Regions from separate parts of the Mus musculus genome. Here region 2 is linked to region 1. Evidence: chromatin loops called from intact Hi-C (ENCODE). Cell type or tissue: gastrocnemius. All regions are shown on one strand. Each heading gives the region's core, and the rest is flanking DNA. Links, peaks and the distances in the headings are about the cores only. Region 1 has its middle 55 kb from the start of Gm41097. Region 2 overlaps Gm41097 (a long non-coding RNA gene).

Region 1 (2,811 bases), core at 249-2,748:
TCAGGCTAAAGAAGATGCCACCATGAAACCAAGAAATACACAGAGGCAAATTCAGTCAGGCAACCATGACAGGAAAGACAGGAGGCCACTAATAGGAAAGTGGCAGATATGAGTGCTGGAATTAGCAAGTGACATTACTAAGCCTCACTGGGCCTCATTTCTCTTACCAGTGACATGACTGTTAGGCAGTTCCTACCCACCAACACTGCTGTGGATTTTAAGTAACCAAATCTGGTTTTCCATTTGTGTGTGTGTGTGTGTGTGTGTGTGTGTGTGTGTGTGTGTGTGTGTGTGGTGGGGGTTGGCCTGAGGACTGAGGTAGATACTCTCTACCATACCTTGAGGCAGCATCTCTCAGTCAGACCCAGAGCTTTCCTATATGGTTGGTCTCCTTAGCCAGCTTGTGCTGGGAAACCCTGCCTTCCAGGCAGATTGCCATACTCAACTGGCATCTGCATAGGTTCTGGGGATCTGAACCTGCATCTTCACACTTGCAGAGCAAGGGCTTTGACTACAGAGCCATCCCCATGGCGCCCTGTTGTGGGATTTTAAAGCTTCTTTCATCATAGCACCCAATGCAGAGTAAGTGCTGCCAGCGTTGTAGCTGCCATTGTTGGTAATTTAGTGTACAATCTGTCTTGTGTTAAGTTTAGCTAACCAGGGCATGGGAAAATAGCAGAATTAACAGTTAAATGGGATGGCAACCATGCTTTTACTTAAGATAACGACCTTTTCATTAAACTAACTCTTAGTAGCTCTTGCCCTGACACACTAAGCATGTGCGTGCTGATTTAGCCTCAGGGTTTGGCTATACAATCAGTGTGTATTCTGGCATCTAGTTTGTGTTGTGGGGCTAAAGCATGATAGTGCCTGTAAAACTCTATTGTTTCTCATTATCAATATCATTAAAACACTAGTAATACAATACAACAGTAGAGAGTCGAATAATTCAATTTAAAGTCTGCCAGTCAAACACAGAGGGAGGACTCAGCTGAAGCCCTTTTCCAAAAGGAAGTTAAAATCAATTTTGATCTTTTTCTTTTTTGGGGGGAGGGCTGAGATAATAAGATAAAAGTTTTGTAAATCACAACACATATTTCATCTAGTGTCTACAAAAGCAAAGGTTTTAAAGATCTTTCAACTTGTCGTCTCTAAGATATTTTGACCTCTACTTTTTATATTACCAGCAAAATAGGCAATTTGTCTTTCAGATTTAAAGCAAGACACTGTCTGGAACGCAGGGGAAACTGCACCATCTGCTGGCCGGAGTGGAGAACTGCTGGGAAGAGGACACTTTCTGCTGAGGAGGTAGAGTTTCTAGCTATGGGCTTGCAAATGGAAAACCCAGACACAGTTGGAGTCTCTGAAAGGTCACAGCTTGAATCACACTGCCATGCTGCTTCTCCTGTGACAACTGGCTCTTGCTTGTCTCTAGGAACACCATCAGCCTTTTCAACTCAAGAAGCAGGAAGTCATCCAGTGAGAGCCAGCTGGGTGTTCTGATAACTGGTTTCCTTGCTTTGTCCTTTGGCCTGGCTGGGAGTGCATCAGAGCCTGTGTTCCAAGGCCTGTGCAGTTTCAGACCAGCACAGGGCTCCAGAGTTCCTCTGCCTCTCCCTTCTTTTCCGTAGGGTTTCAGGCCTGTGGGATTGCAGCCTATAGAGGAAGCCAAGGAATCATGCCATTGGAGCTGAGTGAACAAGACACCTGCTGCCTGTTCTGTTTTGGGGTTCCACCTCTCCAAGGCACAGAGCAACTCAGGTGGCCTCATTTTAAACAATTTTCAAACTCAGAAGGCTTTACATACAGTAGAAAGTTCTGGACACAGGGCAAGCTGTGCCTTTGAGACTGCTTCTGAGCCCTATGTAGATTCTGGATATACTGGCTAGTTTTATGTGTCAACTTGCCCCAAGCAAGAGTCCTGAGAGAGGATGGAGCCTCAGTTGAGAAAATGTCATCATGAGATCCAGCTGTAAGGCGTTTTCTCAATTATTTATCAGTGGGGGAGGGGCCAGCTCATGGTAGACGGTGCCATCCCTGCAGTGATGCTTCTGCGTTTTGTAAGAAAGGGGGCTGGATAAGTCATGGGAAGCAATCCAGTAAGCAGCATCTCCCCATGGCCTTTGCATCAGCTCCTGTCTTAGGTTCCTGTCCTGATTGGGTTCCTGCATTGACGTCCCTCAGTGATGAACAGCAACATGGACGTGTAAGCCAATCTTCCTCAACTTGCTCTTTCGTTATGATGTTTCATCGTAGCAATAAAATCCCTACGACTCTGGCCAATGTGCTAACTACTGTCACATGTGCGTTTGTATATTAATAATTCATGTAATTCTCTAAACAACCTCATGAGGATGATTCCAGTGAAATTGTCATTTTAAAGACAAGGAAACTGAGGCAGGCCATGTTCTTTTCAACGATTCAAAGAGAAAGACCACCGACTCAAATCATCATGGCCAGATTATTTAAAACAAACAATTAAAGCAAGCTTTTATTATTATAATTATGATTCTTATTTATGTACATAAGCTGGGCTGTCTCCCTCTTAAGGCAGGGCTCAAGAGATCAACACTGTATGTGAGGAAGGTAAGATGTTTTTAGCTCTGAGGGGTAGGGGATTTCCAAATAGGGGATTTGGCAGGCAAAATTGGCAGGGTTACAGAAGCAGAATAGAAGCATAACAAGTTGGCCATAACATACTCCTAAAACAAAAGCATGATTTCAAGTTGGTCATAATAAGGGGGTCATAACAAGGTAGGCGTCACAGCAGATGGTCATAATAACCTTCTGAAACAGAGGCACGGTTGCTGT
Region 2 (2,811 bases), core at 47-2,546, 57 kb before region 1:
GAGTCCTGCAGTTTAATACAAGCCAAAGTGGGCTTCTCAGTGCAGGCAACACTGGGCACTTTTTCCCCCAATATTCTCTCTCAAATCATACAGTAAGGACCATTTTGAAGTTAGTGCTTTTAGCAAGCCTCCTATTTTTCACTGCAGAGAAACCCAATTTATTCTTTGTTCAAAGTCAAAGCGGAATCGCAGCTATCTTTGAGAGAACTGATGAAAACATTGGCAAAAACTTTCAGATAAAAGAGATCAAATTGTTTTCCAAGAATAAATAAATAAATAAATAAATTTTATTTTCTCCAACAGATGCTCTATGAAAACTGAGTGGGGGCTGGGTGAGGAGAGGTCCTCTGATTCCACACACACACACACACACACACACACACACACACACACACCATGGATAAGATAAACCTTTTTAAAAAGCAATTCAGCATTTTAACACTGTACTGGCTTGTCTGAAGCAAAGTGTTTAACTTTCAGGTTGATTTTTCATTTCTTCCATCATTCCATAGCGCTGGCTCCTGTGCTGACAGAAACATTTCTGGCCCTCCAAAAACCCCCAGGCATTCAAGGCCACCTTTTGGCTTGCCCTTTGGCGGGCTAACATAATCAATGTTTTTAAAGCTCTTTCCTTTTGTGAGAAGCACCCACATGCTTGGGTGCGGATTATATTTTAAACTCCACTGAAAGTAATTGAATTAGTTTGCCCTTACATTTCTGGTCAATACATCTGTTTGTGGATTCAGGCTTCCCCTTGGAGACTTGGCTTTCCTAATGTGACTTCGAGATGTGTACCCAGATGGAAGGGCAATAAATTACCAGTTTGGAGGGAAATGGAAGCAGACCAAAAATTTAAATGCCACTCTTAAGGTTTCTCTTCAACTTAAATTTCTAAAGAAATGTCAAGGGCTCTGCACCCACTCCCAGTTATCATATTTCAGTATTTCTCAGTTCACCATGACCTCTGATTCCTTCCCAAGAAAAGTTTTAGTATACACTGCTTAGAATTTTGATTTTTCATTACCAGCAAATGATTATAGCAGGAAACTGTAGGCTAATGAGGAAGAAAACAGAGATTTCCTCTGGTGCTCAGGGTGTTTAAATTGCCCTTTTATGAAGTCACTTGACCTGGCAGAGGCAGACATAAAACAGAGCTCAGCTCTACATGGTGAGGCAACCAGCCCACGACCTCCTAAAAGCCACCAGGATTTGATCAGTTCATATGCCAGCCACAGCACATGTGATGTAACTCTCAATCAGACATTCCCCACCCTCTCGACTCTTCTCCAGTGACTGGAGACTGGGCAGGCCGCCAGTGCTTCTCTGCTGCATTCCCTATGTACTCCAGCCCAGTAGGATTCAGGATGCTCATTCATCTCTGAATGATTCTCCTTCCTACTATTTTTTTCTTTACCTTAAAGGTACCTACAGATTTATTGTGGAAAAGTTCTTCAATGTAAAGCAAGTGACTGGACCAGCAGCCCTCCTCTGCCATCAGCTAGCTGTGTTTTCCTTGGCCAAATTATGTATCTTCATCTCAGCTTCAGGTTTTGAAAATAGGAGAGAATAGTTTGTGTTTGTTAAGATGTCAATTATGATTCAAGAACCCTCATCAAAGCCACAGTAAGGCCCTGAGCCCATGGTACTTAGTGTTTTGTTTAAATATTACTGAGTGGCATGGTAACTAGTTCCCCAAAATAGATGACAGATATTGGACAGAATGAAATAGAAAATTACCTAAAATACTGTAAAAGTTTTAGTATTTTTTCACTACATTTTCAACAGATACACAAAATAAAATGGTATCCTTTGTCTTCCTTAGGGTGTTTCTATTGCTCCACAAAACACCATGACCAAAAGGCAAGTTGGGGAGGGAAGGGTGTTTTCAGATTAGAGTTCCACAGCCCTGTAGGGAGGCAGGTCAGAACTCAAGCAGGAGAGGACCCTGGAAGGAGGAGCTGATGGAGAAAAGCTGATGGAGAGGCCACGGAGGACTGCTGCTTGCTAGCTTGTTTCAAAGGGCTTACTCCACCCACTTTCTTTTTTTTTTTTCCATTTTTTATTAGGTATTTAGCTCATTTACATTTCCAATGCTATACCAAAAGTCCCCCATACCCACCCACCCCCACTCCCCTACCCACCCACTCCCCCTTTTTGGCCCTGGCGTTCCCCTGTACTGGGGCATATAAAGTTTGCGTGTCCAATGGGCCTCTCTTTCCAGTGATGGCCGACTAGGCCATCTTTTGATACATATGCAGCTAGAGTCAAGAGCTCCGGGGTACTGTCCACCCACTTTCTTATAGAACCTGGAACCAAAGCCCAAGAACGGCACCACCTACCATGGGATGGACACTCCCCCGTTGTTCACTAATTGAGAAAATGCCTTACAGTTGGAACTCATGGAGGCATCTTCTCAACTGAGTCTTCCTCTCTGATGACTCTAACTTCTGTCAAGTTGACCCATAAAACCAGCCAGTACACCCTTATCACGTCAGGCATCAAAGTCTTCATCTGTTAAAAGGATAAACAAAAATACAAAGGCTATCTCATGAGACTTTTGGGAGAAGCAGCTGAGACCATGTAAGAAAAAGCCTGGCATGGGCCCTGAATGGGCCTGAAGTAAGGGTTCTACAAGGCAAATAGAGGGGTTAGACATACCAGGAAGTAGACCGAGGTGTATGTTCCTCTGCCTGGGCACTTTCTCTGCTTTCTGTCTTGGATAAAGAAGCTGAAGGAGAGCATACAACTTCTTCAAACACTCTAAAATTAAGCACTCTGGCAGTTTGAAGGCATAGTTTGAGAGCTAGAGTG

Evidence for each region. A loop is a pair of places that touch in the nucleus more often than their neighbours do. Peaks named below come from ENCODE experiments on the same cell type or tissue, not always from the same donor. Only the 100,000 strongest peaks of a DNase experiment are listed, where the experiment ranks them.
Region 2: a loop joins it to region 1, with 7 times the contacts of the local background. A loop is called at or near these places in 2 of 42 quality-filtered maps.

The regions. Positions count from the first base shown.
Region 1 is chr14:9,392,106-9,394,916 of GRCm38, reverse strand. No RefSeq gene overlaps it. Among named protein-coding and RNA genes, the nearest start is that of Gm41097, 55 kb to the left of the region's middle. In gastrocnemius, for the core only: a CTCF peak has its summit at 1,260 (motif pointing left); DNase peaks (open chromatin) are centred at 454 and 1,270; H3K27ac peaks cover 489 bases.
Region 2 is chr14:9,448,566-9,451,376 of GRCm38, reverse strand. It overlaps Gm41097 (a long non-coding RNA gene), which reads right to left. Exons shown (of 3, transcript XR_874221.3): 1 at 2,659-2,811. Among named protein-coding and RNA genes, the nearest start is that of Gm41097, 1.4 kb to the right of the region's middle. In gastrocnemius, for the core only: no CTCF peak of the experiment used is centred there; a DNase peak (open chromatin) is centred at 1,303.